2 separate regions of the Homo sapiens genome follow, and region 2 is linked to region 1. A link is a loop called in an ENCODE intact Hi-C map of the cell type or tissue named here. Cell type or tissue: endothelial cell of umbilical vein. All regions are shown on one strand. Links, peaks and the distances in the headings refer to the core of each region. The heading gives the core; the rest is flanking DNA.

The links. Peaks named below come from ENCODE experiments on the same cell type or tissue, not always from the same donor. Only the 100,000 strongest peaks of a DNase experiment are listed, where the experiment ranks them.
Region 2: a loop joins it to region 1, with 2.6 times the contacts of the local background. A loop is called at or near these places in 2 of 110 quality-filtered maps.

The regions. Positions count from the first base shown.
Region 1 is chr5:102,762,356-102,779,008 of GRCh38, reverse strand. The region is part of intron 1 of PAM (peptidylglycine alpha-amidating monooxygenase); the gene reads right to left. Among named protein-coding and RNA genes, the nearest start is that of PAM, 15 kb to the right of the region's middle. In endothelial cell of umbilical vein, for the core only: no CTCF peak of the experiment used is centred there; a DNase peak (open chromatin) is centred at 7,418; H3K27ac peaks cover 1,755 bases.
Region 2 is chr5:102,705,624-102,722,276 of GRCh38, reverse strand. It overlaps LOC105379104 (a long non-coding RNA gene), which reads right to left. Exons shown (of 4, transcript XR_948632.4): 3 at 1-205. Among named protein-coding and RNA genes, the nearest start is that of PAM, 41 kb to the left of the region's middle. In endothelial cell of umbilical vein, for the core only: no CTCF peak of the experiment used is centred there; a DNase peak (open chromatin) is centred at 6,646.

The DNA.
Region 1 (16,653 bases), core at 2,873-10,872:
AGGTTTTCTGACGGCAAATCCAAGGAGTTTTCCACAACAGATAATTCTATTCTATTCTGATCTTATATTCATACTATTAGTAGATCTCTGAGAATTAAGGACTGCCTGATTCAAATGCACACAAAGTATTCCCTCCAAAAACACAAACGGGTAAACCTGACCTGTATAGCATCTACATATAAAATATTACCATGGGAACCACGACAACTACAAACTGAGAAAACTGTCATCACCAACCCACCAGAAAACTAAGCTTCGTTCATTTGGTTGCTTGTCTATGCAATCTTCCATGTAAAAATGAAGTGAATGAAAATAAAAATGACTCATTTCAGAGGTTTCTAATTTGGTAAGATTTAATCACCACAGCTCTCAAGTTTCCTCTGGAACAAAATGCCACAGACCAGGCTTTGGAAGGAAAACAATAATAATAATCTACTTGAGCAGTCCCATGATTCATTTTATCCATCATATGGGGTCTAGTTTTTATTTCATTCTAAATGCCAGGGAGACCAAATGCCAGTTTTGATTATTCTGAATCCTTAATATGATTTTTGGTAATGTTACAGTCTCCTTCCTGAAACCTTAATTTTTCCTCTTGTTTACTTGTCAGGTAAACATTAATTGAATGCTCCTTGTCTAAAATACTATATAGAATGCTCTGGGCAATTTTAAAGTAAAGACAAACTGTTTGCCTTTGACAATGTTACCATCTTATGGGGAAGATAGAACGAATATAAACATATAAATACAAGTATAGGGCAAAATCAAGGACCATGCAGAAGTGCAAATGCAAGTATTACAGGGGAACACAAATCAACTCTTCAAAAAAATACATGTGGGGAGGTGAGAGGAGAAAGGCAACTCACCCGCCTCCTTTTTAATTCTCTATGGTGCAGGCTTTCTCCTTTAATTTTTTTTCTGTCTAACAGGGGTCCAAGAGGTGCTTACTTGATCTCTAGCAGGCTAACCCCAAGACGGCACAATGCCATTCAGGTGTTTTCCACAATTCCGCCTGCAGAAGGAATGATCGCAGGTCTCTCAAGGGCAAACCGAAATTTGGCAGGTGACCTTTCATTTACAGCATCACAGAAGAAAAATACATAGAACCACCCCATGTTAATCGCTAATCTAGCAAACCAACTTTCTCTCTTTTTATAATCCGTAAAAACAGAAAACAATAGCTTAAATGACCTCTGCTTTGTAGGGAAAATTAAAAAGGGCTTAAGCCAATATGCTGTCTATTTCTGGGGGGAAATAAAATACCTCTACAGAGGAAAACAGGCCCGGGAATGAATGGTGACATTCCATGTTCCTCACATATTCAAGTATAAATCACTTACCTCTTAGCTGAAGGGCTGTTTTCTTATCGTGAATTTTACCTACAGATTCCTTCTGGGAAGAAAGGGCCTCGTTTGGGCTAATTTTTAAATTCTCTAGTAGAATCCCTCTCTCAGACAATTAGGTCTTTTTTTTCCAGAAACTCCCACTTAAATACTTGATTTTACTAGAAATTTTATTCATTTAACTAATATTTATAGAGCACCTGGTATGTCCCAGGAAACTGTTGTGAAAATCCCAACCTAAGGAGCTTCAATTCTAGTGGGAACAGATAATAGGGCTGGGGGAGTAAATTATATGTTAGATAATAACAAGGTTTATGGGGAAAAAGGAGAGCAGGGCAAAACAATCAAGTAGTAGAAGTGAATGTTTGCAATTTTAAACAGCATAGTCAAGGCAGATCTCAATGAGTAACAATGAGATTTGAACAGTCTTCAGTTCCTAAAAAAACTCCCCTTTCTCTCTAGATTATATCCATTCATAATGTTGCTTCACTTTTTCCATATTTATATTACCCATTTTTATTGCTACATGGTGATTTTGAAAAAGATCCATTTCAAGTAAGATAAAGTCCCATGTTTAGAAAACTGCCCTACAATACAAATATCCCTGAATTCCAGTATTAAGTAGTTAAGAATAAAAAGGTGAAATTATAAAACAATTAGAATAAAAAACTTTTCTGCATACTTGCAAAAACAAATCAGAAAATACAAGGAAGCAGGGGGGAAGAAGCACCCATTTACAAAATTTAAAAACAAAACCCCAAAAACACCACTAAATATGAAAAAGTAACCCTGATAAGAAATGTGTGACATACAAAAGGAAAACAAAATTTTTCTGAGAACTATAAATGCAGTTATAGTTACATAACAATGTGAAATACATATTGTTGGCCAGTATTGTAGTACTATAAAAAGGGTTCCAGAGATCTTCTGCAGAACAATGTGAAGAAACTTAATACTACTGACCTGTACATTTAAAAATGGTTAAGAGAGTAAATTTTATCTGTTTCTTTACCACAATTTTTTAAAGTTCTAAAAATAGACAAACCTGACAAAAACAACAATGGGGAAAGTGTTCCCTATTTAATAAATGGTTCTGGGAAAACTAGCTAGCCATATGCAGAAAATTGAAACTGGACCCCTTCCTCACACCTTATATAAAAATTAACTCAAGATGGATTAAAGACTTCAATGTAAAACCCAAAACTATAAAAACGCTAGAAGAAAATCTAGGCAATACCATTTAGAACATAGGCATGGGAAAAGATTTCATGACAAAAACATCAAAAGCAATTGCAACAAAAGCAAAAATTGACAAATGCAACCTAATTAAACTAAAGAGCTTCTGCAAAGCAAAAGAAACTATCCCAAGAGTGAAAAGATAACCTACGGAATGAGAGAAAAGCTTTCCAATCTATCCACTTGACAAAGACTTGATACCCAGAATCTACAAGGAACTTAAAGAAATTTACAAGAAAAAAACAACCCCATCAAAAAGTGGGCACAAGACTTGAACAGACACTTCTGAAAAGGAGATTTATGTGGCCAACAAACATATGAAAAAAAGCTCAACATCACTGATCATTAGAGAAATGCAAATCAAAACCACAATGAGATACCATCTCATGCCAGTCAGAATGGTGATTATTAAAAAGTCAAGAAACCACAGATGCTGGCAAAGCTGTGGAGAAATAGGAATGTTTTTACACTGTTAGTGGGAATGTAAATTAGTTCAACCATTGTGGAAGACAGTTTGGCAATTCCTCAAGGATGTATTACCAGAAATGCCATTTGTCCCAGCAATCCCATTACTGGGTATATACCCAAAGGAATAAAAATCATTCTATTATAAAGATACATGAACACATATGTTTATTGCAGCACTATTCACAATAGCAAAGACATGGAATCAACCCAAATGCCCATCAATGATACACTGAATAAAGAAAATGTGGTGCATATACACCATGAACTATCATGCAGCCATAAAAAGGAATGAGATCATGTCCTTTGCAGGGACATGGATGGAGCTGGAAGCCATTATCCTCAGCAAATAGCACAGGAACAGAAAAACAAACACCACATGTTCTCACTCATAAGTAGAAGCTGAACAATGAGAATGCATGGACACAGGGAGGGGAATAACACACACTGGGGCCTTTCGGGGTGTGGTGGGGAGGGAGAGCATCAGGATAAATAGCTAATGCATGTGGGGCTTAATACCTAGGTGATGGGTTGATAGGTGAAGCAAACCATCATGGCACACGTTTACCTATGTAACAAACCTGCACGTCCTGCACATGTATCCCAGAACTTAAAATTAAATTAAATTAAAAAAATAAAGTTCTAAAAATAGACAAAAATTCTTAAAGTAACACAAAATTCTTCATATTACACCAAAGTACCAACACTGCAGACCAAAGAATAGTGTCATATTGACAACCTTGCTTTAAAAAAAATTTTTTAGGCCATATTCCATTTAACCAAATTATCTAAAGTACAATAAAAGTGGTATTTTAAATCAATAGGGAAGGAATAATTATTCAATTAATGATGTTGAATCAATTTGTAAAATCCATGGAAAAAATACATAGATAATATATCATAACATATATAAAATTAAATTCCAGAACTAAGTAGTTAAGCATAAAATGTGAAATTACAATACAACTAGAATAAAACTATAGGTAACTATTATCTGACCTCACAGCAAGAATATTTTTATAAAAATAAAAACAATAGAGGGAAATGAAAGAAATAAAAAAGAGAAGACATTGAATTTATCTTCACTAACTGAAATAATTATCTTTAATAACTGACTTACACAAAAATTAAAACATTAAGTATGTTAAAAAATAATCCACCATTTATAAAACCAAAAGGCCAACAAAGAGACAAAATGAATTGCAAAATATCTGACAATGGGTTGATAACCTTTATAAATAGTTCGCATGTATCAATACGTAAAGAACAAATAACACATATGAATACAGAAGTCACAAAAGAATAAAAAAATTAAGATGTTCAATAAGCACCTGAAAAACTGTACCATCTCAATAGTAATTAAAGAAATAGCAATACTTATGTACAGACTTCTTACCCTGTATCATACATGGCTTTTACTGTTGTATGTCTGCTTTCTATCTGCTTTCTAATTCCATCCTCCCACAAGTGTTTTAGGTAGAAAGAAAATTTTCTGCTATTTTCCATATGAAAAAACTGACACAGAAAGGTCACATTCGAAGGCAAGGTAGTCTCACTTTGGAGTGGCTCTCTTAATCCCCACACTATACTGCTGCCATAAATAAAAATGAGGGAACATTTACACACTTTTGGTGGGAGTGTAAATTAGTTCAACCATTGTGGAAATCAGAAGCAGTATGGCAATTCCTCAATGAGCTAAAAGCAGAACTACCATTTGATCCAGCAATCCAGTTACTGGGTATATACTCAGACGAATATAAATCATTCTATCATAAAGACACATGCACATCAACGTTCACTGCAGCGCTATTCACAATAGCAAACAAATGGAATCAACCTAACTGTTCATCAATCAGACTGGATAAAGAAAATGTGGTGGGATACACCATGGAATACTATGTAGCCACAAAAAAGAATGAGATCATGTCTTTTGTAGGAACATGGGTGGAGCTGGAGGTTTTAACCTTACCAAACTAATGCAGGAACAGAAAACCAAATACCTTATGTTCTCACTTATAAGTGGGGGCTAAATGATAAGAACTATGAACATGAAGAATGAAACAACAGATACTGGGGTCTACTTGAGTGGGGAGGGAGAGGAAGAGAAAAGATAACTATTATGTACTGGGCTTAATACCTGGGTGACAAAAAGTCTGTACAACAAACCTCTGTGACACGAGTTTACCTATGTAACACACCTTCACATGTACCCCCAGAACCTAAAATAAAAGTTAATAAAAAGTAAATAAGTTAATTAACTAATGAATTAAAAATAAAAAGGAGAAACCTTTTTACTGTATTAAATGTTGTCTAGGGCTGGCCTCCATAACTAGGCCCACAAGCCAAATGCCCTGCTCACTGTTTCTGCACTGCCTGCAAGCTGAGAATGAATGTTTTTTTACATTTTTTAATTGTTGAAAACAAATTTTAAACAGAGCAATACTTTGTGACACATAAAAATCATATAAAATTTAATTTCAATGTCCCTAAATAAAATTTTATGTATTGTCTATTGTTGCTTTTGTGCTATAAGAAAAGAGTTGAGTAGTTGCAACAGAGATCACATGTGGCCTACAAAGCCTAAAATATTTACCACCTGGTCCTTTACAGGAAAAGTATGCTAACTCCTAATACAGCATATGGTAAACTGTGAACTCCTCTACGTTGTCACTGCACTGTAAATAGCAATCAAATACAATACAAAGCAACAACTATATATCTTCATACTTATGGACCCAGTACTTTTAGTTTATTACAACAAAATGTAAATTTCATAGGAATTTGTATGTAAAAACAGTGTAGCAACTGTGAACCCAGGAAGTCTGACTCTAGGCCTCCTAAGCTCAGGGCTGGGTCTAGCATGAGATCTGCACTTAAATATTGAGCCAATGTCTTGACTCCCAAGGAAGTAAAATAGTTTTCCAAGTTTGTCAAGTAACACCCATTAAAATTGGCATTCCTGAAGTCCTATTGCTCTGAACTGCCAAAACCTTGATATTATTACCACCAAGGTATATGACATATTATTTCAAAATACATTGTTTTGATAGGTTGAATCATATGAAACTCCAGATATTTGAAAATCTGTGATACATTAAAATCATGAAATTAAAAGGTAGACACAGTTTGAACATAAAATCCATCCTAACTATAGATGAACCCAAAATTGAAGTTTACTTTCAGCAAAACATCAACATCCGTCACATAAATTAATGTAATTTCTCAAATTGTATTTGTGTTATAGTTTTGTTGGCATTTAATTTGTAAATGTGTTTTATTTTATAGCTGTATAAGTGCTATAAACTAAGACATTACTCCAACTTTGAATATATTTAAGTAATACTACGACAAGTATAATTAAGTCAAACTGGAAGTGAGGGTATTTTCCTTTGAAAGGGGCCTGTATAGTTTACTTATTTGAGAACCATGTGCATATCTCTTGAATTGCACAAGCATCCTAGCACATAAGTTTGAGAAAACACAAAATGCAATCCCCTTTTGCTCTATTTCACAAGCTTGGTGTTGGTAGAGAACCACAGAGGGCAAGAATCAGGATGAGGAAGACAGCACAAAACAGGCCATTTTCAAACACCCTCACATGCAAAACAAAACAATTACCTTTATAAGCCTCAATTTTCTCCTCTGTAAAATAGGGATGAAGGTTTACACTGCAGGGTTATAGAAAACATTAGAGGTACTCTAGGTAAGGTTTACAACATACAATAATAATGATATCCAACATTTATTAAGCAGTTAACCCTGTGCCAAGCATTTTCTATGCATTTTATGTGCATTAATCTCAAAGAATAATTACAACCACCACACTGTATGAAGTGACACCAATACATCCCTGTTTCAAAAAGGATAAAGCTGAGGCACTCAGAGCGTTTTTCAGTAATTTGCCCAAGGTCACGCAGCTATTATAGTAAGAGGCAGAGTTAAGACTTGACCCAAATGTCTAATGCCAGAAGGAAGCTGGTTTTCTTCTCCACTCTACAAAATGACCTCAACAAATGGGAACAATTATTATGATTCTGATGTCTATAGTTTACTAGGACAAGAAAACATAAACATTTCTTCTTTTAAACCCAGCCACAGCCCTTCTAGCATATCACAGCCCCTCTAGGGGCAGGTAGGTGGCAGGGGGATCCAAGCCACTGGGGTGACAAACCATTACAAAACATTATTTTCAACTTGGCACTGGACTTCTCTCTATAAAATCTGGGGCATACAGAGCAACTTTATTTTTGAAAGGCTTCAAAATTCTAGCCAACAACAGTGTAAACATCCATTTCCTCCTCTCAAGAATTTGAAAGGTCACTCCTCCAGTTTCCTTCCTTTGTGATCCTGTAGTTGAAAATGCTAGACCAAGCCACCAGACATGAAGACAAAGTATTTAGGAGAAGAAGCCAGACACATCTTCACCAAGGTTGTTGTACAGATGAAAAACTGCTTGGTAAACATTGCAAAGTTGGTAGCTTGAATACCAGGAGGGCTGTGCTTTCAAAACTAAGACTACTTTCTTCCTATCTTCTATGTTTCCCCTGTTTAGAATGCAGCACTAACAATAAACTTCAATTTCATTCCCACTTGGCAAATGGGTTTGTTTTCACTTTGAAAAGACAACCAAAATGATTACTATAACAGAACTATAGAATGTTTAGCAATGGAAACCAAAGAGGTTATTAGGTGACATAGTTCCCAACCACCCCTAAACTCCATGCCCTGGAATCAAGTATATATTGTAATGAAAAATAAAGGTTTTAAATTTACAGTACTGACCTCTCTCAACTTTTCTGAAGAGAATCTAAAATGGCCAATAGGAGTTTATAACTCCCAAAATGCTTAACGAAAACTGGCTTTTTTGTTTTCTCTACATAGCCGCAATCTTCAAATGGTGCCACTGTACAAAATATTATATAACATGCTGTAACAGCAGGTTTAAAAACAAATATAAACCCCTTCAGGGATCAATACAGCTCTTATCACCTTAAAACAAACAAACGAAAAACCTAGAGACACAATCAAAGCTATTTTTCATGGACTACAGAGAGTATTTGGGGGAAATTATTAACTATTATTAAAACACAGTTCCAAACTCATTCTGTGATGCCAATATTACCCTGATACCACAAACAGACAAAGATACATTAAAAAAAGAAAACTATAGGCCAATATCCCTGATGAACATTGATACAAAAATCCTCAACAAAATAATAGCAAATAAAGATCATTCATCATGACCAAGTGGGATTTATTCCAGGGATGCACAGAAGATTTAACATACACAAATCAATCAATGTGATATATCATCTTAACAGAATGAAGGACAAAAACCATATGATCATCATGATTGATGCTGGAAAAGCATATGATAAAATTCAATGTACTTTCATGATAAAAACTCACAGAAAACTGGGTCTAGAAGGAACACACTTCAACATAATAAAAGCCATATGTGACAGACCCACAGCTAGTATCTTACTGGATGGGAAAAAACTGAAAGCCTTTCCTCTAAGATCTTTATGACAAGGAGGCCCACTGTCACTATTGTTATTCAACGCAGTACTGGAAGTCCTAACTAGAACAATCAGACAAGAGGCAGAAATAAAGGGCATCCAAATTGAAAAGAAAGAAGTCAAATTATCCTTGTTTGCAGATGATATGACCTTATACTTGGAAAAACCTAAAGACTCCACCAAAAAACTAATAGATCTAATAAACAAATTCAGTAAAGTTGCAGAATACAAATCAATATACAAAAGACCAACATACAAAAATCAGTAGCATTTCTATATACCAACAGCCAAACAATCTGAAGAAGAAATTTTTTAAAATCCTATTAAAAAAGCCACAAATAAAATTCACTACCTATGAATTAATCAAAGATGTAAAAGATCTCTATAATGAAAACTATAAAATATTGATGAAAGAAATTGAAGAGGACAGACACATACACAAAACGGAAAGATATCCTATGATCATGGATTGGAAGAATCAATATCGGTAAAATGTCCATACTACCCAAAGCAATCTACAGATTCAATGCAATCCCTATCAAAATACCAGTGAAATTCTCCATAGAAGTGAGAAAAAAAATCCTAAGATTTATATGTATTCACAAAAGACCCAGAATAGCCAAAGCTATCCTGAGCAAAAAGAACAAAACCAGAGGAATCACATTAACTGACTTCAAATTATACCACACAGCTCTAATAACCAAAGCAGCATGGTACTGGCATAAACACAGACACATAGACAGAGGGAACAGAACAGAGAACCCAAAAAGTGATTCAAGCATCTAAATGAACTCATTTTCAACAAAGTTGCCCAGAACAAACATTGGGGAAAGGACAGTCTCTTTAATAAATGGTGCTGGGAAAACTGGATACTCATATGGAAAAGAATGAAACTAGACCCGTATCTCTTACCATATACAAAAATCAAATCAAAATGGATTAAAGACTTAAATCTAAGACCTCAAACTATGAAACTTCTACAAGAAAACATTGGGAAAACACTCCAGGACATGGGTATGGGCAAAGATTTCTTGAGTAATACCCCATAAGCACAGGCCACCAAAGCAAGAATGGACAAATAGGACCACATCAAGTCAAAAAGCTTCTGCACAGCAAAGGAAACAATCAACAAAGTGAAGAGACAATCTGCAGAACGGGAGAAAATATTTGCACACTATCCATCTGACAAAGGATTAGTAACCAGAATACATAAGGAGCTCCAACAACTCTGCTGGAAAAAAAAATCTGATAATCCAGTTAAAAAATGGGCAAAAGATCTGAATAGACATTTCTCAAAAAAGACATACAAATGACAAATAGGTATATGAAAAGGCGCTCAACATCATTTATCATCAGAGAAATGCAAATAAAAACTACAATGAGATGTCATCTCACCCCAGTTAAAATGGCTTTTATCCAAAAGACATGTAGTAACAAACGCTGGTGAGGATGTGGAACAAAGGGAACCTTTGAACACTGTTGGTGGGAATATAAATTAGTTCAACCACTATGGAGAAGTTTGGAGGTTCCTCAAAAAAACTAGAGCTACCATAAGATTCAGTAATGTCCTTTCTTTGGGGTATATATGTCCCACTGCTAGGTATATACCCAAAAGAAATGAAATCAGCATATTGAAGAGATATCTGCACTCTGATATTTACTGTTCACAATGGCCAAGATTTGGAAACAACCTAAGTATCCATCAACAGATCAATGGACAGAGAAAATGTGTTACATATACAGAATGGAGTACTATTTAGCCATAAAAGAGAATGAGATTCTCTCATTTGCAACAACATGGATGTAATTGTAGGTCATTATGTTCAGTGAAATAAGCCAGGCACAGAAAGACAAACTTTGCATGTTCTCACTTATTTGTGAGAACTAAAAATACAAACAATTGAACTCATGGAGATAGTAGAATGACGGTTACCAGAGACCGGGAAGTGGAGAGGTTAGAGGGGGAGTTGGGATGGTTAATGGGCATAAAAAATGGAAAGGATAAGTAAGATCTAGTACGTGATAGCACAACAAGGTGACTGTAGTCAATGAGAATATAATTATACATTTTAAAATAACTAAAAATGTACAATTAGGTCGTAACACACAAAAAATGTGTGAGGTAATGGATACCCATTTTACTCTGATGTGATGATTACATATGGTATGCCTGTATCAAAATATCTCATATGCCCCATAAATATATATACCTACTAGTTATCCACAAAAATTAAAAATTAAAAAAATTTAGAAAAATTTTTAAAAGACATGGTTAGGTATGAATCAGAGTGGAAAATGTTAATGGTAATAACAGTAGTTAACACCATTATAGTAATTATAGAACTAGCAGTATTCTTTGTCACTGTCATCACAGTAGTAGACTGAGTGCTTGCTGTGCACTGGTCTCCACTCTAAGTGCATTACATCGATGAGCTTATTAATTCCCACACGACAAGCTTGCCAGAGTGACACAGGTCCCCAAGCCAGAGTCTGTGGATTCAAATCCTGGTCCCAGCACTTACAACCTATATGACCTTGGGCCAACTACTTTAACCTCTGTGAGCCTCATTTTCCAACATCTACTTGAGAGTACACCAAGAGGAAATTTATTTCTACAACAGCAGTGAAATCTAATATGTCTTCTTCCTTAATTTTTTCTACAAAAAACAATAAGCAGAAATAAACAATCTATGGCTGTTTTTCGTTTAGTGAAAATCTTGATGCAGCAATAATAATGAAGCAATTTAATGAAAGTACAGCAATTAAGAATCTAGCTATTTGGAATATAGGGGCTGTACTAAGAAAGTTCTTCTGGTTGACAACAAAACAGCAACTTTTCTAGATAAAGGTCAAGTATTCAATTTCTATTCACTAAATCTGGGTGAATTCCTACAATAGGCTTCTTAAATATGCTCTATGTGCCACTCTGTTAGGAAACTTAAAATGGTGAAACTTTTAAACTGGCAAGCCAGGTACATAAGGAAGCAAAACAGCAGAGTCAGATACCTTCCTCAACATCAAGCAAAGGCTGTCCTAACACCAGAATAAGAGGCCAGATGAAGATTAAAGCATGCTCATCTGATAAAATGGGACATCTTAATGCCAAATCTGGATAAAACGCCACAAAAGGTGCACTTATATATTCTCCAACATCAACCGTTCAAAATGTGTCCAACTCTTTTCTGCACTATCAAAAAACAGCAATGCAAAATAAAAACAAAATGAAAACTGATGAGAAAAAATGTATATAATATTAAAGAAAGTTTTAATTCTAAGAGAAAAGTAAATTTTTATAACCAAAGGCTAGGGCATTTAATAAGATAAAAACCATAAACCCTTCTGGTTGTTTAACAGAGGGAGGTCAATCTGTTTCATGAAACCACATGTGGCCTTCCAGAAAGTCAAAGGGTCTGCAGGAACTAGATTTTACAGACAAAGAAAAGAAAAGAAGAAAGAAAGAACAGAAAGTCAAAGGGGAGCATGATGGCAAAAAAAAAAAAAAAAAAAAAAAAAAAAAAATCCACAACTGAAGCAATAAAATAAATCACACAAAAAGTCCACATAAAAATTATACGAATAAATATATGAATTGCATATTTTTTCACTAATGTCAGTATAAAAACTGAATGTACTATTAAAATTTGGAGGAAAAATTAATGAGTACTTTTGCTCCTTCTCTTGGCTGGCCTGCTGTACTCTAATTTAGACCAAGTTAAAATTAACAGGAATTGTTGAATTCTAAAATAAGTTATGTGAATGTTCAGAATTTCACATGCAACTTTTATCAAGTATTTCATTTATTTTTCCTTATATCAGGTGTCCCCAGCCCCCTGGCCACAAACTGATACTGGCCTTGGTCTGTTGGAAACAGGGTTGCACAGCAAAGAGGTGAGCAGTGGGCAAGCAAGCCAAGCTTCATCTGTATTTACAGCCACTCCCCATCGCTCACATTATCACCTGAGCTCCACCTCCTGTCAGATCAGCTGCGGCATTAGAGTCTCATAGGAGCAGGAATCCTAACGTCAACTGCACATGAGAGGGATCTAGGTTGCAAGCTCCTTATGAGAATCTAATGCCTGATGATGTGTCACTGTCTCCCATCACCCCCAGATGGGACAGTCAAGATGCAGGAAAGCAAGCTAGGGTTCCCACTGATTCTACATTATGGTGAGTTGTATAATTATTTCATTATATATTACAATGGAATAATAATAGCAATAAAGTGCATAATAAATGTAATGCACTTGAATCACCCCAAAACCTTCCTCCACCCCAGTCCATGGAAAAACTGTCTTCCATGAAACCGGTCCTGGTGCCAAAAAGGTTAGGGGCTGCTGCCTTGTATCATATGGGAAACTAGCTCTACATCTAATTTACCATTTAGTAACACAGAACTAATTCACCACATTTGTGATTACCCTTTCTTGTATGTGTATTGTATCATGCCGATATGGGTTGAGTTGTGTCCCCATAAAAAAAAAAGATGTTCAATTCTTAACTTCCAGTACCTGTGAATGTGACGAATTGGAAATAGGGTCTTTGCAGATGATCTAGTTAAGATGAGGTCATTAGGGTAGACCATAATCCAATATTACTGTGTCCTTATAAAAAGGGGAAACTTGGACACAGAGACAGACACACAAAGAGGAAGACAGGAAAGATGATGTGAAGACACAAGGAACCATGTATAGGCCAAGGAACATCTGAGGCTATCAGAACAGGTTCTCTCTCACAGCCTTCTGAAAGAACCAACCCTGCCAATATACTGATGTTGGACTTTTAGCCTTAGAACTCTGAGACAATACATTTCTGTGGTTTAAGCCACCCGGTTTGTGGTACTTTGTTACAGCAGCCCCAGGAAACTAATATGCAGGTTGTAGATGAAGTCGGCCCAAGCTTGCATGGTGTGGCTGGAAGCTTAAGAACCCTCACAGAGTTCCTGCAGCACACACTTACATGACTCTACACTATGTGAAATGGTGTGAAGAACCTGCAATTTAGATGAGGATATGGACTACACCCACCTAAAATATTAAAAATAATGTCGTACATTTGCTTAAAACACTTTGTACATGTTTTATTTCACTTTTTCTTCACAACTACACTGAATGAAAGAAGGGAGGCTTGGTATCTTCATCTTATTGACAAGAAACCTGAACGTTGACTGTTTTGGCCAATGTCACATATATACATGGCAGGGCAACTACTGGTGCCAAATCTTTTCTAGGAAAAATGAATACAATCATGAATATTTTAACTTGGAACAATGGTGGCACTTTAAAAGTAGAGCTTCTTCAAGTGACTCAAGGAAGGACAAAAATAACATCACATAGACTGAGTAGGCTGAGGGGTTCTGTGATCCAGGTAAGCTGGAATAAATCAGAAGAAACTGGTGGAAAAAATAACTCTTGAAGGAAGTGATGGAAATAGGCCAATAGAAAGAAAAGAGGCTTCATGATGAATAAAAACAATGCCAAAAAAGAAAAGAATAAATTATGTGGAAAGCCTAAACAAACATTAAAGGGAAGCCTTCAACTGAATAAGAAGTACAGAAAGGGTTGCAACAGCATGTGGGGTTGAAGTAAGATTGGGGACTTTTAGCTGGGCTGATGAAGGGATTGTCATTGACAAGACAGACAAGCAGTTACCACTGACAGTTTTTGAGCACGGTTTGCTGTTGTGGTAAAGGAAGCTGTTCTAGTAGCTGTGTTAAAATCAGTTTAGTGGCGGAGCAACCTGGGATTGTAGTTGATATAGTAAGGGACTTTGAAAAACTGATCAGGACTGAAGATAATGACCCCATATAGATGCTTTAAGTTTTAGCTACCAGCAAGACATTCTTAACACTTTTCTTCCCTCACGCCCCGTATTTCTGGACATACTGGCCTTCTTGGTATTCCTTGGTGGTGGAGGTATAGAGGCAGAGTTCCTTTGTTCCAGCCTCAATATCTTATACCTGTTACCGCTGCTTCGTAGAGAATCTTTGCACAGTTAGTTCCCCGACTTCATCTGGGTTTTTGCTCAAATGCTACCTCTTCAAGAGGTTTTTGTTGACCATCCTGTGTAAGAGGACCCTCTGCTATCATTCTCCATTCCCTTATTTGCCTAATTTTTCTTTACAGGACTTATTAGTACCTGAAATTATATATATATTTATTATATATATGTTTTTAATATATATGTTACACTTAATGATTATCTGTCACTCCCATTAATAAGTAAGCTCCATGAGTCCAAGGACATTTTATGTACTGTTCAGAGTTTTATTCCTAGAGCCTGGCACAGAGAGTAGCATAAAGTAGGGAGTCGCTAAATATTTTTTGAATAAATAAAAGAAAACCCCAACTTATTCCCGAGTTCAATTAATGGTATTCCCCCCAAAACACTTTCGATCTATCTTCACTGCCACTTCCCAGTATCCACCACCAGACTGGTACACACTGTCATGTCAAATTAAATTAATGCAAGAGCTACCCAATTTCACCCCACTGACATGCACACCCCAATCCAACTCACGCCCCCACAGATGATCTTACCAAAACACAAATCACATCAAGTCCCCAGCTCCGACCTAAAACACTCTCCTATGTTCTTATGAGGAAAACCAAATTCTTCATGTGGCCAGCAAGACCCTTTGTGGACTGGCCGGCCACCAGCCAAGGGGTCCAGCCTCACAGTAGCTCTTCTCTCCCCTTGATCTTCCTCAGTTACTTGATTTCATTCTGTTCCCTTCTGTAAAGGGCCTCTGCACAAATGGCAGTTCTCTCTGCTTTCTGGAACACTTTTCTTCCTACCCTATCTCACATTCTCCTACTCATACTTCAGATATCAATCAAGTGTCACTTCCTCAGGTTCCTATTATATAAGCCCACAAAATTCTACTGTTCTATTCAGAGCATTTACCTCTGCCTGTAATTATACATAATTATTTGTTGTTGTTGTTGTTGTTGCTGTCGTGTGTAAATTTTATTAGGGATTGTCTTCCTCCTATACTCTTCACTCCATGATAATGCAGACCAGGAATTTTTTGCTCATTATTGGATCTCTGGGGTCAAGAACAGTGCTAGGTACATGGCTGACACTGAATGAATATTTGTTGAATAAGTGAAACCCAAGAGCTAGAGGTCACTGTCAAATACATAGATAAAAAATTTTTCCACTAATACTGAGGTAAAGCTGGAGGCAAAGATATTAGTGAAAATCTATAATAGGACTTAGAGCTATTATTAAAACAGAAGGAGAGTGGAGGAACCCAGGACAATGCAAGCTGAAACAGTGCTAACTATCTACTGGATAATCATGGGACCAAGAGAGTCTGTTTAATTAGGGAACTAGACAAGAACTAGTTCAAATAATTTACTGACACCAGGTAGTTATGACTTAGGTAGTGACAGTAACTAGGTGAAAGGTTACATTTACATATCCTATTAACAGCTCCTTGACTCATCATCAGTCTGCTCTGGAAACATTTATCTGTGCAGAGAAACCATTAAAACTTTCCTCTCCTTGGCATTTTCTATTATAAAAATTCTGCAAAAAGTCCTTAGTTCCCTGGAAAATGTTTTAAAGGCATTTCACTCTGGTCGATTAGGCATACAGTAATAGCTAAGTGAGGCAGGGGCCACAGAGGAAATGGCATATAATAGAAAGAACCACTTCGCTCCTGATTAAAGTTACTCATGTGCAGCTTGAGAAAATGTACACACCAGAAAGCTCTGAGCACTACAGGGTATCACGGGTTAAAGGACAAGGCCTAATTTTTTTTTAACCCTCATTGTTACCGCTTTATTCCCCAAACACTAGAACCAATATAATTCTAAATTCTCCCCAGGGAAAGAAGGAGTTTATTAGCTTACTTTTATTTCCTTATTTCAGGCTTCTTTTAAAATAAGATGTAGCATTGATGAGCATGAAAAAAAAAATCTAATATTGCTTCCACTCATTGAAACCCATCAGTGACTCATGCAATAAACAGCAAGTCTCCTGGTTTTGTTTCTGAAGAGGGCACACCAACAGTTTCAACAGCATACTCCAGTTTTACTGGAAACAGTTCTCAAAAGATGACTTACCACACCCTGCCTGAGAAAGGA
Region 2 (16,653 bases), core at 3,127-11,126, 57 kb after region 1:
AAACAAATGCAGAACACCAGCAATTAGCAATCCCTTCATATTTCTCCTTCTTTGTCTTCTTCATCTTAATGTTTTAATTATTATTAACACGTTGTTACTGTTAGTGGTTTTCAAAATGTTGTCCAAATTTCCATTGTCTCCTTCACTGGAAAGTCGTTCCTGGCAAGGACTCTGCTGACAGTGATTCTACCTTCAAGGAATATGTCTGGTGGAGAAAACAGATAAGAGAGCTAATCATTCCTGTAAGATGTGAAAAGTTCTAGGTTAGAGCCATGGAGGGCACAGGAAGCTTTCCTAGGCTAGCAATTTGTCTGGCACATAGTAGGTGTTCAATAAATGTTTGTGGAAGGAACGTCGATTAACTGGTGATTATTACCATAAAATGCATGTTAAAATAATGTAACATACATACAATTATGTGCTGTGATTTTAAAATCTACTTAATTTTCATGATATTAAGATGTGTTAGTATTTTTTTTTTTTACTTTGCTTCATACTAATGTTTTGGGGGCTATGTTAAAGGAAGTTTAAGTTATTTTTCTCCCTTTGTAGAATTAAAAAATTTTCACCTATTATTATCAGAACCTTGGGTTTGTGATAAATGCTGCCAAGTTAAGCAACCAGGCATTTTCTTTTTCTATGAGTCCCTGAAGGATTTCTTTAGTACTGGAATTAGTTTCAAAAATCATAAATTATGTAATTTGTTGGAGCAAGACCTTTTATATCTTGAATAAATGGCATTTCTTCTCCCCCTCCCTATCATTCACTTTTCATGTTACTAGATCAAGGAGACAAAAGGCACTCTACAGCAAAAGCTTTCAGAATGTCTCGTAAACAGGGTCTTGTGAAAAACAATAAACTAGAACTAAAAGGAGACATAGATACAATTGCTATAAAGCTGTTTGAATTTCTCTTTAAATCCTAGGGTTTATTTTCATGTCTATAACATAATATAGGCAGAGCAACATGGTCTTCTGACCATTGCTTATTGTTATCTCACATTTCCCAACACTGAGAAGCATAATCTCTGTGTTGATAATTTATCTTTGAAATGTAAATCATTAAATATTTTTGGGGTAAAAGTCATGCAGTTTAGAGTAACAGGAAAGTCACATCAGCATTCCACCTTTATAATGCATGACTGGGGTTTATTATTATTGCACTGACCTATGGAGATACTTTAGAGAATTAATGTACTGTACTGCGTGTGTTATATGCTAGATTTCACATATATAAATATCCTGAAAAATTAGTCATTTAGTTAGCTGGATCATTTAACAGACTTAGCAAAAAATGATAATCCTTTTTAGCAAGTATTTGTTCATATTGGCTAAATATTTGTTTAAAGGTTTGTTAAATATGTATGCAATTTGCAAATTCTGGTATCTGAAAAGATGATTAAAGCAATCATATTTTTGTAACAAGTTATTAATATTTTATATCTTCTTACTATATCTTCAATTTCTGGTATACATAAAATGATTCCTATCTTTCTTAATCTCTAAGATTATATCAAATAGCTTACCCAGAACAAAAATAAAATATGATGTCTGGCACTACCTCATATTTAATCCTTAATTGCAGTTCAGAAACAAATTTGATCCTTGGCTTAACATTCAAATGTGGTGGATTCCTTTCAAATGGTAGTGGATTCCTTTCTAAGGAATAACATGAAGAATCATACAGTCTCTCCAAGTTGAGGATACCAATATTCAAAGGACAATAGAGTCCCCTTTTTATGGTTTTTTTAAGTAACCTTAAGAAATTGCTTTCATATTGTTTGGGAATCTTCAAAATTAAAAATAAAATGGAATTATGATTTTCCCCTCTACTTCTAAATAATAAAAAAGAAAGAATACAAATTATCTCATTACTTCTCAGTTGTAAAATGCTGAAGTTAGAGAACTAAAATGTATATAACATTCTAAAATGAGGTGTCATAAGGAGGACAGAAGTATAGTATTTAAGCAATATAGTTCCAGGTGTGTGCATGTGTGTTTTCAAATCTACCAGGTCCAATTCAAGATGTCACCTCTCCTCAATATTGTCAAGGGGAAAAAAGGGCCCTGGATTTTAAACAAAGAAAAGGATCTTATCATGAGTGGCTATCGCCTGAATGTTGGTATCCTTCCAACATTCATATGTTAGAATTTAATCCTCTCTTAACATTATAGAGAGGAGAGGCATTTGGGAGATGATGAGGTCATGAGGGCTCCACTCTTATGAATGGAATTAATGCTCTCATGCAGGGGCCTGAGGGAGCTTACTTGCCCCTCCTGCTCCTTCTGCTATGTGAGGACACAATGTTGGCCTCTTTTGCCATGTGGAAACACAGCAACAAGGCACCATCTATGAAGCAGAGTGTGAGCCTTCACTAGACACAGAATTTGCTGTTGCTTTGATCTTGGACTTTCCAGCCTCCAGAGCTGTGAAAAAGAAATTTCTACCACTTATAAGTTACCCAGTGTAAGGTATTTTGTTACAGCAGCCAGATTAGACTAAGAGAAGTGTCAAGCTTGAGTCAAATCTTTAATAATCTCAGTTTGTGATATAATCATGCTACGTTGGAGGTTTTAATAATTATTATCATCTTACTAACTAGCAGCCCAGAAACTCCTTTAATTGAATGTTACTGGCAGTTTTAGCTTTTTTTCTCACATGAGTGCACTATAATATATAGCACAGGTGAGGGCAATTAACTCCTTGGTGGCAGGAACACGTCTTTCTTTTCTTTTGAAAGTTTCCAAACCATAGCAGGGCCAGTTGTTGGGGAATGTACTGTGTATAGTAAAATGTTCAGCAGCATCAGTAACCTTTACCAACAAGGTATCAGAAGTACTAAGCCAGTTGTGATAATTAAAAGTCTCTCCAGATATTGCCAAATGCCCGCCTGGGAGCAAAATTACCCTTGGTCAAGAATCACTGCTCTAGTTGGTTGATTTGATGATGATTTATATTTGAGTGATTCTTTTGCCAAATATGTAGGTGACATCTTCTTCAGCCTGCATTTCTTTAGCCACATGTGTAAGATAATTCTGGTTTTATATATCTTCATCATGCTGTTATAAAGTCTCAATAAAGGTATAGATAAATCTAGACTCCTAGTAAAAATGTGCTATGCCATATTGTGCAGAGCCAAGGAGATACCGTTACCTGTTTCTACAAGAGTCAGAACTATTAAGCAAAGCACTTTTTCCACAGTGACTGATACCTAAACAATGACTCATAAATTACAACGACCTTTGTTGTTAAACTTTTATTGTTAATAAATTTTAGAACTGTACATTCCTTTCTCTTCTGAAATCTGGAGTATCACCAAAAGTATGCTTAGCAATCCTTTGGAACAGAAATGTTCTCTCTCTGTCATGTGTCCTTTGTCCTATTTAAGAATACTTAAGTGTTCCAAACAGCGGACTCGGTAATGAGTTAAGTTGCCTTTCCTTCACCTAATGACAAATGGAAAATGGTGGAAATTCCATTAAAAAACTAACAAATGGAGTTTTTCTTCTAGAGCCACAGTCATTTTCTTAAACATTCACTGGATTTAAGAGTGAAGAGTTCAGCTTTCTAGGGAAATTTTCTAATTTCTTAGGGTACTTTTTATGGCTTTAGAACTGTTGTGAGTAACCCTAGCTCAGGAGCAGTTCCTAGATTTTCGACTTGGCTGAGCTTGTTGTATAACTGTGGATCAATACATATTTGTTGGTGAATGAATAAGTGATTAAATATTCTTCTTTTTCTAAGACATTTGATTTAAAACTAAGTGAATTTCCTTACAATTTAATAGCAGATGTGCTATTTTTATCCCTTATCTCCATGTCAGAGCATTTAAATTGAGGGTAGCTGCCAGAGGCAGAGTAAAAAAAAAAAAAAAAAATCATGTGTATAAGCTTTCTTCTGCCCTATTTCCTTTTGCTCCCATTTACTTCATAATAACATACATCCATCACTGTTGGGGTTGACTCTTGGCTAGTTTCTCAGTACAGGCTAATGTGAACTTGCTACAAACACTTACTGGGTGATGATAACAACTTAATTTTTCTAAAGGAATAATAAAAGTGTAAAACAAGTCCACTCTCATTCATAGTCAATATAAGAAAGCAGTGGGACTGGGCTTCTCAAGAGAAAATAACATTTCCTATGGAAAGGAAGCACACGTATAGTTTTTCTTTTTAAAGAGATATTTTATGGAAGCAAACTTAACGTGTTCTTTAATTGGCAATGTTATCTAAGTTATTTTCTTAAATGTATTAATACTCTCACATCTCATTCTTTGAGATAAGTTAAATGCTAAAATTTACGTTTACATATGTGAATGTATGTGTGTGTATGTGTACTTTAGGGTCTCTCTTTCTCTCTTTCCAAATTCCTAGTTTTCTCCTTTAAGCCTCTGCCATCTACAAAACTAAACAGCATGTAACACAAGGTCTGCCACATGATAAGAGTTCTGTAGATATTAATAGCTTGTAATTTTACTTCTACCCTTTCACCGTTATTGTGCCTGCTCCATGGTTTAGTGTTTTCTGTAGAGAGAATACTAAAAATGAATCCAAGGCATTTTCTTGAGTGTTGGCTCTGTTTATGCCAGCAGGGAAAAAGCACAGTTTTAGAAACTTCTATTTTGCCCTGGTTTAACATCTTCTCCTGTCATTATCTCAACTTTCATTACTTCGAGTGGAATATAGAAATAAGAAAGCAAAAGCAACTTTCCTATTAATAAAATCTACCTTTATCTCATTACATTCAACGTTAAAATAGAAATGCCAATAATTTAAAAAATTAAAATAGGCAGAACACTAAGTGTGCTTCTATTAGGGCATTGTATCCTTTAGTCCCATTTATTTGCAGTCAATCCATTGCTCAGGTATGACTGCCCACATTAGCTGACTTGAGGTAACACACTATAATGTTTACTTAGAGAGAGGTGGCTCATGTATTTCGGGCTTGTAGACACTGTGGGAGTTAAAAACAAAGACCATTTCCTTTACTACATTTACCTTAACATCTGAAAAGAAGAACAATGAATTTTCATGCATAGCTTTCCATTCTTCTTCTTTTCTAAACATTGGAAGTCCTTTCTACCTTTTTCCTCCTGCCAAGCTCACAAGACAAGACAAGGCCGAGGCCACAACCCGAGTGATTTGACGGGTAAATATACTATTCAATTTTAGGTTTAGAGAGTTTATTACTTACGTAGACAGCAAAAGGAAGAATAACTGAAGGTGCTATCTACTGGGTCCTTTTCCACAGGCCAAAAAGGACAACACTGAAATCAAAGGAGTCTAGGGACTGCAATGATAATGCAACAATGTCCATTGCTGGGCAGATGATTCTAGACTACAGCTGGGCAGTTTTATAGTTTGCCTCTATACCTGGAGCGGGGAGGGATGAAAATCCTTCTATATCATTAAAACCCCAAAGGCAATGAGAGAAACTATCAGTTTCCTAGAGGAAATAGAAAGGAGATTGGGAGATTTCCTCAAAGTAGCACCTCACCAGTCTCCCATCCTCCCATGTTCTGGGAGGATCTCAATGTCTCCTGCCAAGACTTGTATAGGTTGTGGTTCAAGTCTTTGCCTGTGTGGTTTGTGCGGATATGTGCAAAGTTACCAGGGCACCATGAAGGAGCCATTCCACTATTTTCTAATTCTTCTTTTGCTCCAAACCCTTTTCTACTGTCTATTAGGGAGCTGTATTCATGTCCTTTCCTTTCCTCTTACAAACAAAAATTTGAACAATATTCTCGGTTGTAACATGGGCACTGGGTATAAATTTTCACAACTGGGATGAAAAAAATGGTACGATCTTTCATTTTTCAAAACCATATCTTATGTAAACCCCGCATTCTTCAGGGCTAGCTAGAAATTAATTCATTGAAATGAATGTGACTCCTTTGCCTTCAGCGCATGCTAAAGTGAGAGGATTTGAAGCAGACCAGAAGAGGACAGAAAATATTCTCCACTTTTTCTCCCCACCATCGGTCAATGAGGAGACCTTCACTAACCAAGTCTCCGTGGGTGCTTGGCTCTTTGCCGCCTCTGCTTGTGCATGCGATTTGTGATTGAGATTGTCAGTCTCAGCTTAGTTTTCAGCTTTTGCAGGGGTGGCAGTAGTGGGAGGGGATGAGGAAGATTCTAAATCATTTTTCAGGTCCTGGCAGCTACCCTGGGTGCAATATCTGCTATTTCCCTAAACCCAGCAAAACCTTTTTCCTATACCTTCCTTTTTTGCAACTTCCTTCCCTTCTCCTCTCCTCATGAATATATAATCAATATAGTCTCTCTTGAATGAGGTTTTAGGATCACCATATTCTGCTTTTTATGAATAGTTGTGAAAGAACTACAGGCTAAGACCAATAAGTATTTTTCTTACTACATACCCTGTTAAACACATTATCATGGGTGTCCAATCTTCCCTGGCTTCCCTGGGCTACGTTAGAAGAAGAATTATCTTGGGCCACATATCAAATACACTAGCACTAATGATAGCTGATGAGCTAGAAAAAAAAAAAAAAGCAAAGGAACTCATACTGTTTTAAGAAAGCTTATGAATCTGTGTTGGGCCGCGGGTGAAACAAGCTTGCATTAAATCATCAACACATCATGTGGCACAGGAGTGACATACTTACAGAGAATTGACCTCATTCCAGATGTTTATCCAGCAGTTGCTAAACAGATGAACATTTCTAGAGCTCGAAGCTTATTATTATGAGTCATTTTTAGAGGTATGACATGACTCATGGAAATGTTATTCAATCAATTGTTTTTATCTCCAGATTTTTCTATTTTTTTCTAATTGCTTAGGAAGAAAATGTTGATTATGACATCTTAAAGAAAGACCTCACTCCAATTTATTGCAATTTACTGATAATTATGTTAGTTCAGTGGCTGTGTATTACTGTAATCAGTGCTTATATTCATTCTTAGGGTATATTCATGCTTAGGGTGAGGTTAATATAATTATGAGCTAACATCTGGGATTGGGAAGATGGAGAACCTTATAAGGACAGTCTTAGTAGATGTGTGTGCAGATGCAGTCAAGACTCTCAAATTAAAATATGGAATCCATTTTGACTTGTAGGGTGGTGGTCAAATACTGAGAATGAGGAGATAAAAACCTAAGCCAAGGGCGATATGCTTGTGGATGTGGAGAGATTCAGGACACAGTTTTGCCACATGCCAGTTTTTGCCTTTCCATATCTTGTTCAGCATTCACTGAAGGCTGCAGACAGCTTCAAACCACTTAGTTCTTGGGCCAATATTGGCTAAGCCTGAATGTGTGCATGTATGTGTGTTTATACACACACATACACACGCAGATATTTGAATATTTCTGCTTCCCACAAGTGAGGTTTAGAATTTATCTTACTACTATAAGTTGGGGGTGCCTGCCATGAGCTCTTTAGTGTCCACCTGATCGCCATATGCAGCTTTCTTCTAAACCCACATAGTGATATGCTCAGCCTATTGGATGTTCTGTTTCCTCTGTAGATACCCACCTGGAATACAGCCCTAACACCAGCTCATTTATTTGAAGCCTAAATGTCTTGATTATCTTAAAGTTCTGGCTTCTTGCACCTATGGTTACTGGCCCAGATCTTCCTCTTTAACCAGAATTGTCACCCACAGCCTAGAAACTCCTGTCCTTCATGCCATTTGTTCTAGTGTTAATTCTGGTCTTGCTAGACCCTAATACTTTGGCAGTCATAGTTTAGAGCATTGGTCACTCTTTGAGCCATAAGCCATAGTCCTCCCTGTAATCCCCTCCCTGACCCCATTTCCCTAGCATACATCATGGCTAAGCCCACACAGACCATGTTCCGGAGATTCACTGGGCTGGCTACCATTCCACCTATTCAATTTGTCCTGGATATGCATATAACTTCTCTTCAGAATTTTTCAACCTTCCTTTCCAACAAACCTAAATTCAGAAACTTCACTGAGAGGAACAACCTGTTCTAATTTTTGTAGAAGTAAAAGATTTTGATTTTTTTAAAAAAAACTTACTTGTGATTCATGAAACATCCTACCAGAAACATTTTTTTCCTTAGTGATTATTTCCAGGGAAGATTTCAAAATACAGTCCCTGCTGAGAAAATTCATTGTTTCCTCTCCATGGAGAAAGGTGAAGAAAGTTCAAGACAAGGACAAGGCTCACTGATTCTAGTTGCCTCCCACACTGATCTTTGACATCAACAATCTAAAGAACTAAAAATCATCTCTGAAATGCAGCCACAGATTTAAACTACCCTCAAATGACCCCAGCGCTTGCAGTGAATGCTAAGATATAGAAACATCAATCAAGCGTTTTCGATGCACAGGTTTTGTTTTAGGGCCATTGGTATTCTCACTTGCATATGTGTTTAGACTCAGTTAACTGTTTAATCTTCAACAGGTTTGGCTGATACAGATGTTTCCTTTGCACTGGCAGAGTCGCTGACAGTTAACGATGCATCTCAACTCATGAATCTCTCCTGCCGCTCACCCTGACAAGTTGGAGAGGAAAAGACTGCCTGCAGATGGTGTTTCAAGTGTGTACAATACAGTGGGTTCCAAACACATGGGGACTGTGTTGGGGTTGCCAAACTCACTGTGCTCTCACATGTAGCATAATGCATTTGATAAAAGAGATCAATTTATTAGCAGTGTTTTATGATTACAGGGAAAAATATTGGCTTTGTTGGCTAAGGAGAAAAATTTAAACTGAGCCCCTATGGAGAAGTGAGGAAAAAAACTTACTAATTTTAAAGGAGTTGCTTTTTTCAGATCCTCTTTTTTGGCACTTTATTTCTTCAGTACTGGAGGTCTCCCTGATGCGCTGTTTTAGGTCACAAGCTACCATGATTGTGGGCAATAACACTAAAGCCCTTGTCATTGCCAAGCATCCCTGTTCCTTAAATTCTCTGCAAAACTGTTCATTCGTCATAGCTATTGTTCCCTCACCACTGGCAAAGGGACACAAGTTAATCTCCATGTTGAGTGAAGGGCTCAATATTGGAACGTGGATTTGTATAACACGGAACACAAATTTCTATCAAAGACATATTTTGAGAAAGAACTATTATAATAGTTGGGGATGACTGAGGTGGACAGAAATTTCAGTTTTTGAGAAAATTGGGTATTCCTGGTTGCTCCAAAAGACAGAGAGTTTCTCAGAGATATCCTACTGTGTATCTACAGTGTTTCATTTACAGTGGGCACTCAATAAATGCTTGACTATATAAATAAAGAAGTGAATGGCATCAAATGGCATTGACTATATAAATAAAGGAGCGAATGGCCTAACACAAGGATTCGCACTGAATTTAGAAGACTTTTCTCCACTATTGTTCTCTCTGGAGAGTATAAGAATGAGAATAAAATGGAAATTTTAGAAAGCAGAGGGGTGCAGTGACCATTTAGACTGATCCTCTTATCTTGGAGATTATAATGACTATATTTATTTAGTATTTATCCTGCCAGGTATTGTGCTAAGAGTTGAACATGGCATATCTCATTTAATCCTCATAACAATGCTCTAAGTGGGTATTAACCCATTTTATAGATAAGAAAATTGAGGCACAGAGAGGTCACACAGCTAGTAAGCGATAAAGCTAGGATTAAACCTGGGCCCTCTGGCTTGACAGCCAGCACTCTTTTTTTTTTTGAGACGGAGTCTCGCTCTGTCGCCCAGGCTGGAGTGCAGTGGCGCAATCTCGGCTCACTGCCAGCTCCACCTCTCGGGTTCACGCCATTCGCCTGCCTCAGCCTCTCGAGTAGCTGGGACTACAGGCGCCCGCCACCATGCCCGGCTAATTTTTTGTGTTTTTAGTAGAGACGGGGTTTCACCGTGTTAGTCAGTATGGTCTCCATCTCCTGACCTCGTGATCCGCCCGCCTCCGCCCCCCAAAGTGCTGGGATTACAAGCGTGAGCCACCGCGCCCGGCCACACTTTTTTATTATGCTACTTTGGCTGCCACTCAAGCCTTAGAGAGGTTGAATTATGTATCCAAAGCTGTTACAGGGTTGGGTCTCAGACTTTATCTCATGATTTCCCATTCTATGGCTTTTTCTTCTACCACACATTTGATTGAGTAAAAAGCCTTTCGTATAACATATGGTCCTCAAACTACAACATAAATTGCAGAGATAACTGGTGAACTGGTGAAAGCAATTGCCAAGATTCCCGAAGCAGGATCCTGCCATCTTTACAGCTGATCTCAGGCAATCAGAATTCTAAATCCTATGGCTAGAGACTAGCATGTTTAGGAATTTAGCCTGGGGCAAAATCCCAAGGAGTACAAGTTTTTGACCTGATAGATTCTTATTCTCTATTCATGCAAGAGTAGGGGTGACTATAAAATAATTTAACTAATTCACACAAGTTGAATACCTTTAATTTTACCAGTGAGAGCCCGATTTTAACATTCATCATGGTAGTCAACAGGCTGCTATTTTTATCACTAAAAGCCCTTTTCTGACATTTAGTATGCTAATTAGCAAAATGGAAGTTATTGAGCAAGATACACATAACAGAAGTGCTTGTAATAGCTTTTCTGGAGTATTGACTTCTTGATGAGAATGCCAGCAGGCTACTCCTGTGTTCGTTAACCACTACTGGACAGGGAATATTTGAGTAGAATGCTTACAGCCTCTGGGTGACAGCTCATGCCAAGCTAAGTGCACATAATATCACAGTGTATATGTTGAAGTGTTTTAAAGTAAATTATAATCATTATAACAGGTGGCCTCAAGATTGGTTGATTCAGTAATTAAATGAAATCTTCAAAAACACAGGCGTCCCTCATTTCTTTTCTGCCATTTCACTTTGTTCTTGACTGGCACCCCTAATAGTAGTGAAATGATGCTGCCCATCATATACAGACTAGACACCATCTAAAAGAATATGGGGGATAATAGATGTCCCTTTGTGTCTCCTCTTCTTAACACCAAGGAAACTTCACCCAGAAGCTACTCACCAGATTTCTCCTCACCTAATTGGCCAGAATCATATCATATATTCATCTTAATCTAATTACTGTGAAGAACATAATGGGATTTTTTTTGACATTCGTAAACTTAAGATATAACTGTCAGTCATATGAGAAGGAGTGGATACCTGGAAAAATCAGAGCTTCATGAACAATAATAAAGAAGGAAGAGGCAATTGGGACAACGATCAGCATAGTCTGCTATGTGTGGAATAATTACTTCTTCTTCAATGTGACTGCTTTATCTTTAAGGCCAATGTTCATCTTTCTCTGACCCTTTATCCATCTTTTCCCTTAGCCCCAGATCTCTTTGTCCCTTTCTTGGTTGATTTGTCTTTGCTGTTGTGCACACATTCACTGAGTCTTCAGTTAATACCCCAAGATCTTGAATTAGAGGAAGGAAGTTATAGTTTTAATGAGGATTCCTCGCTTTGATAGTTAACCTGGAGTCATTTCAGGCTCCCTGATGTATTCTCAATTCAGTGCCTGCTGTTTATCATGTTAACTCTGCGATAAGTTCTTCAAGGAATATTCCTGATTTGAGAATACAGAGGCCACAAGAAATAGATTAGCTAGGGCATTATAAACACTGAAATCATCCCTTAAGGATGCCACTTCCAGGTTGTTTGCTTCCTTTATCTGTCCAGTCAGAGTCTCACTCAAAACAAGTGCTTGACATTTTTCAAAAAATGATGTTCAATTTCTAGTGATCACTTCCAACTTCTTCCTCTCCCCTGGCTAGTTTTAAGATGAAAGAAATGGCAGAGTGTTTTAAAACCACAGTAGAGAGCTTGTGTTGAATGATAAGGACATATTCACCAAATATTTACTTCTCCAATGCCTTTAGAGAAAAGAAAGAGATGGCACGAGTCAAGAATCAGTTTTCTAGAAATGACAGAAAATGAACTAAACTTTGTACAGATTTAAAAATTGGTTCTAAAAGCTTAGGCTTATTTAACGTGAAAAAAGCAGTAGTTCTAAATTGCAAAGGTCCAAGACTATTAAGAAGATGCAGGAAAAATAAATAATGGGTATTAGAGTTAATCTAATTACTGTGAAGAACATAATGGGCGATGAAATAATCTGTACAACAAACCCCCATGACACAAGTTTACCTATACAACAAACCTGCACCCGTACCCCTGAACTTAAAATAAGAGTTAAATTAAAAAAAAAAAAAGATACAGTTAGGGAAATAAAGACAGATTTAGTTGGTATTTTTTGAACTTTCATTTTGTTTGAGTCTAATACAGAGTTATGTATTAGTCCATTTTCATGCTGCTGATGAAGACATATCCAAGACTGGGCAATTTACAAAAGAAAGAGGTTTAATGGACTTATAGTTCCACATGGCTGGGGAGGCCTCACAATCATGGCAGAAGGTGAAAGTCATGTCTTACATGGTGGCAGACAAGATAAGAGAACTTGTGCAGGGAAACTCCCCTTTATAAAACCATCCAATGTCATGAGACTGATTCATTATTACAAAAACAGCATGGGGAAGACCTGCCCCCATGATTCAACTACATCCCACTGGGTCATTCCCACAACACCTGGGAATTGTGGGAGCTATAATTCAATATGAGATTTGGGTGGGGACACAGCCAAACCATATCAGTTAGTAACTAGAAAATATAAATAACATTTTTTAAAGTCTAAATATTCTGTAAATTGTATCCTAACGTTTATACCTTGCAGAAAGTTATCTTTTTCAACTTCCTCCCACAGTAATTTCCCATCATCCACTTACTTCATCTGTGCTGTAAGTGGGGTCTTAACTCATCCTTTAGCCATGTCACTTTCCACTAATACACACAAAACAGGCACCCACCTACAAACCTGACCCCCTTCTGCTTCATCAATGGCATAATCATTCTCCTAAGTACCCAGTCCCAAGAATGTTATCTGTTTCTCAATTCTCACAACCAATTATTGACAAGTGCTAGGAATTATATCTCCAAAATGTTTCCTGCTTCCAGTTTCTCATTTCTTTCCTTTATTACTTTCTTTGTTTCCACTTCTATCATACTCAGAGTTTTGTCCTAAACTCCCAGTGAGAGTCTTTGCTTCTTGCTTATTTCTTCCAATCTATCTTTCACACTACTGCCAAAATATTCTTTCTATAGGATAACTCTGATCATGACCTCTGCAGAAGCTTGAAGGTCTTCTTCAATTGTTCCTCTTTACCTGAAGAATTGGAAATCCCCCGCATGTCATCCATAGAGATTCACCAACTACATTTGCAGCCTCATCTTTTATAATTCTTTCAAGCATCCTACTCTGAATCTGTTATTCACCAATTTTATCCTCTTTGTCTTTGTTCTTTTACCATAAACACCGTCCCCATGATCTCTCCTGTCAAGATGATCCCCATCCATCAAGGCCTAGTTCAGATGCCACTTCTTCCATGAAGACTTCCTCTGTGACTTTCTGTTCCTTCTTAATTACCTGTCCAAATCCCTCCCTCCCTGACCTTGGAACTGCATCAGTGTTTCTGTTACTGTACTTAACATGACCTTTTTTTTTTTTTTTTGAGACAAGGTCATGCTCTGTCACTCAGGCTGTAGTGCCTTGGTGGGAACATGGCTCACTGCAGCCTCTAACTCCTGTATTCAAACCATCCTCCTGGGTTAGCCCGCAGAGTAGCTGGGACTATAGGTGCACACTACTAGGCCTGGCTAATTTTTTGATTTTTTGTATAGACAACGTCCCACTATGTTGCTTAGGCTGGTCTCGAGGTCCTGGGCTCAAGTGATCTTCCCACTTTAGCCTCTCAAAGTTCTAGGATTACATGTGTTGACCACTGTGCCTGGCTCATGTTCTATTTTGAATTATAGTTGGTTATGAATCTGTCTTTTTCGTGAATCAGTTACTGCCTAACAGTATATTTCACAGATGGTTTGGTAGTTGCTTTGGGTTGAATTTGGGAGTGCAGGCTAAATTCTATTAGCTTATTTAATGCAGAAGCCAATAGAATGTAGTGTTTTACTTTCCATAGAGCCAGGAATCAGTGCAAAGCCCAATTCAGGATAAAAGTCATAACATTTCTCTTAAACCTCACTATGACTTTTTAACATCTGTCATGGCAAGAACACCCTTTATACAATACTGCAATTTTTCCTTTTTCCTCTTACATGCTTTCTGCACCTCCTAACCTAACATTTTGACCTGATCTCCCCTCACTCATATTTTATAATTTCTATCTCATTCTGCTTATTTATACACCTCTTTCTATGCTGTGGTGGGCAACTTTGGCTTTTGCTTTGTAGTGTTATTCTCTCTTCATTAATAGCAGAAACTGATTTTTCTTTGGAGGAGGGCTAGCATTAGGATTTAGGCATGTGATCCAGTTCTATTGAATTATATTCAAGGTCCGTGGCCACAGTGATTGGCAAGAGATACAGTTTGCTCCAGTGAGACTCCAACAGGATAATAGTATTTTGATGATAGGAATAAAAAAATTCTGTAGTTGGTGGAATTGCTAAAGTGACACAATCGAAGCCTGTGGTTGACTCTCTTTAAACCTCTAAGAAGAGCTGGCATGAATGAAACTATCATAGAGAAAAATAGACCCATAAGATGGAGAGAGACCAAGTGCTGAAGACATAATTTGAGCCCCTGGATCCAGGTTTTGGATTATATAAGCCAACAAATTTCCATTTTTATTAAGTCAGTTTGAGCTGGGTTTTGTTCCCACGTGGCCAAGAGTCCCTACTCTTACATATACCAAAGATAGGCTTCCTCCTTAAGGCTACTCCTCTTAGCCTTTCTCTTTTTCATTGATCTCATAAAATTCAACTTGCCCTCTATCACCCCCAAGCCTTTTATAGAAAAAGTTAAAAAAAAAAAAGGCCAATAACGATATCTGGTACCTGTATCATATGACTTTTCTGAGGGCCTAATAAGTGTAAAATGCTTGAAATGGTACCTGTCATGTTGTACCATATAAGTATTTGTTATTTCCATCTCCATATTATCATCACTATTTTCATGTTACTCATTTACAATAATCAGATCACAAAATTAGAGACTTAAATCCACTGATACCTCAATCTCTATAAGCATTTACTTATAAATTGGCTTTTTTGGCCAGGATATCATCTATTAGTATGTCCTGCATTACTATTTGTCTGAATGACTTTTCTATTTGTTTGACAGTGCATTCCATTTTACAAATGTATAATATAAAGTTTGTGTCTGTTGAGTCTCTCTTGGGAGATGCATACCAAAAAAAATCACAGAATACCATTTGTAACTATCACTGGTTCACAATATTTGTACTGTGAATCTTTATATGCCTTTTAGGTGTCTAAGAAGACTATTTCTTTCACTTTACAAATAAAGAAACATGTAAAAGTATTATTTCTCAGGGTAATATATTAATGGGAATGGAACATAAATCTCTAGATTTCTAATACAAGAAGTGAATAATTGCCTCCTAAATAATTTCAGTATAATTGTTTCTTAGTATAATATTGTTTTGACTTGGAGTTAAGTTCCCTGAGTTCCAGTTTTTGCTCTGACATTGATTAACTGGATAATTCTGAGCAGACCATGGATCTATCGACCACAGTTTCCTTGTCTGTAAATGAAGAGTTTATACTCTACATTTAATGCACCTTTCAACCCCAAAATTCTCTGAATTCATTTCAAAGGATGATTTATCATGAACACATTTTAGAATCGTTGTTTTCTATGAGACAGAAGAGCTACAAAGAGAGACGCTGAAACTCTTCATTCAAGTATGCAAATGATACTCAATTTGTAAGATTCACTTGGAAGAAATAAAGAGGTATAGCATGTAAAATGAAAAAGGGTTTAGATCAATTTAAAGTAAGAGTATAAAGGTGGAAATTTCAGTTCATTCTAGTGAAAGGTAAACTAATTAATCTGGGAGCTAAGACACAAATTGGGGAAAAGGTGATGAGCTGTACCATCATCCAGCACAGTAATCAGGAAGAGGGTTTGGTGACTGAGACAGAGACCACTGAAACTATCTCCTTGTGCTAGAGAAAGGTTAGGAGAGGGGCATTTACCTTTTCAAGAATTACTACTGGTGGATCTGTTAGACATCACACACTTGTCCAGAACTGGTAAGGCCTCTGAGACAGATGAGGATTTTGCTTGAATCTCCCTTCTGAGGTACACCCAGGCTATGTATCATTTGGAAGCCATTCTGAGTCAGAGCTCTTCTCCCAAAATTAGCTCTTGGACAAACACACACAAAAGATTTATTTTTTCTGGGTCCAGGTTAATTAAATACAGCCAAAGTGAAATCAATTCTGTCTTAAGAGTGACAGGCCTGCTGCCTATCAGAAGAGCTGCAACAATTAGCTTAGACCTAACAATTGAAAACATTTATTTGACTACTGGATCACCTGTACCAGCAATTCAGTAAATTCAATATCTATATGGAAAGGTAGATAGATGTAAATATAAATTATATATATATATTTATATATGTAGACGTATAGACATGTTTTTAGGAACAGAATTGTGTTCCCCAAAATTTATATGTTGGAGTCCTAACCCCCAATGTGAATGTAGAGATAGGAACTTTATCAAAGTAATTAAATTTAAATGAGGTCGTGAGGGTGGGGCCTTAATCCGATAGGACTGGTGACCTTATAAGAAGAGAAAGAGACACCAGAGAGCTCTCTCTCTTTTCACTTGTGCACGAAGAA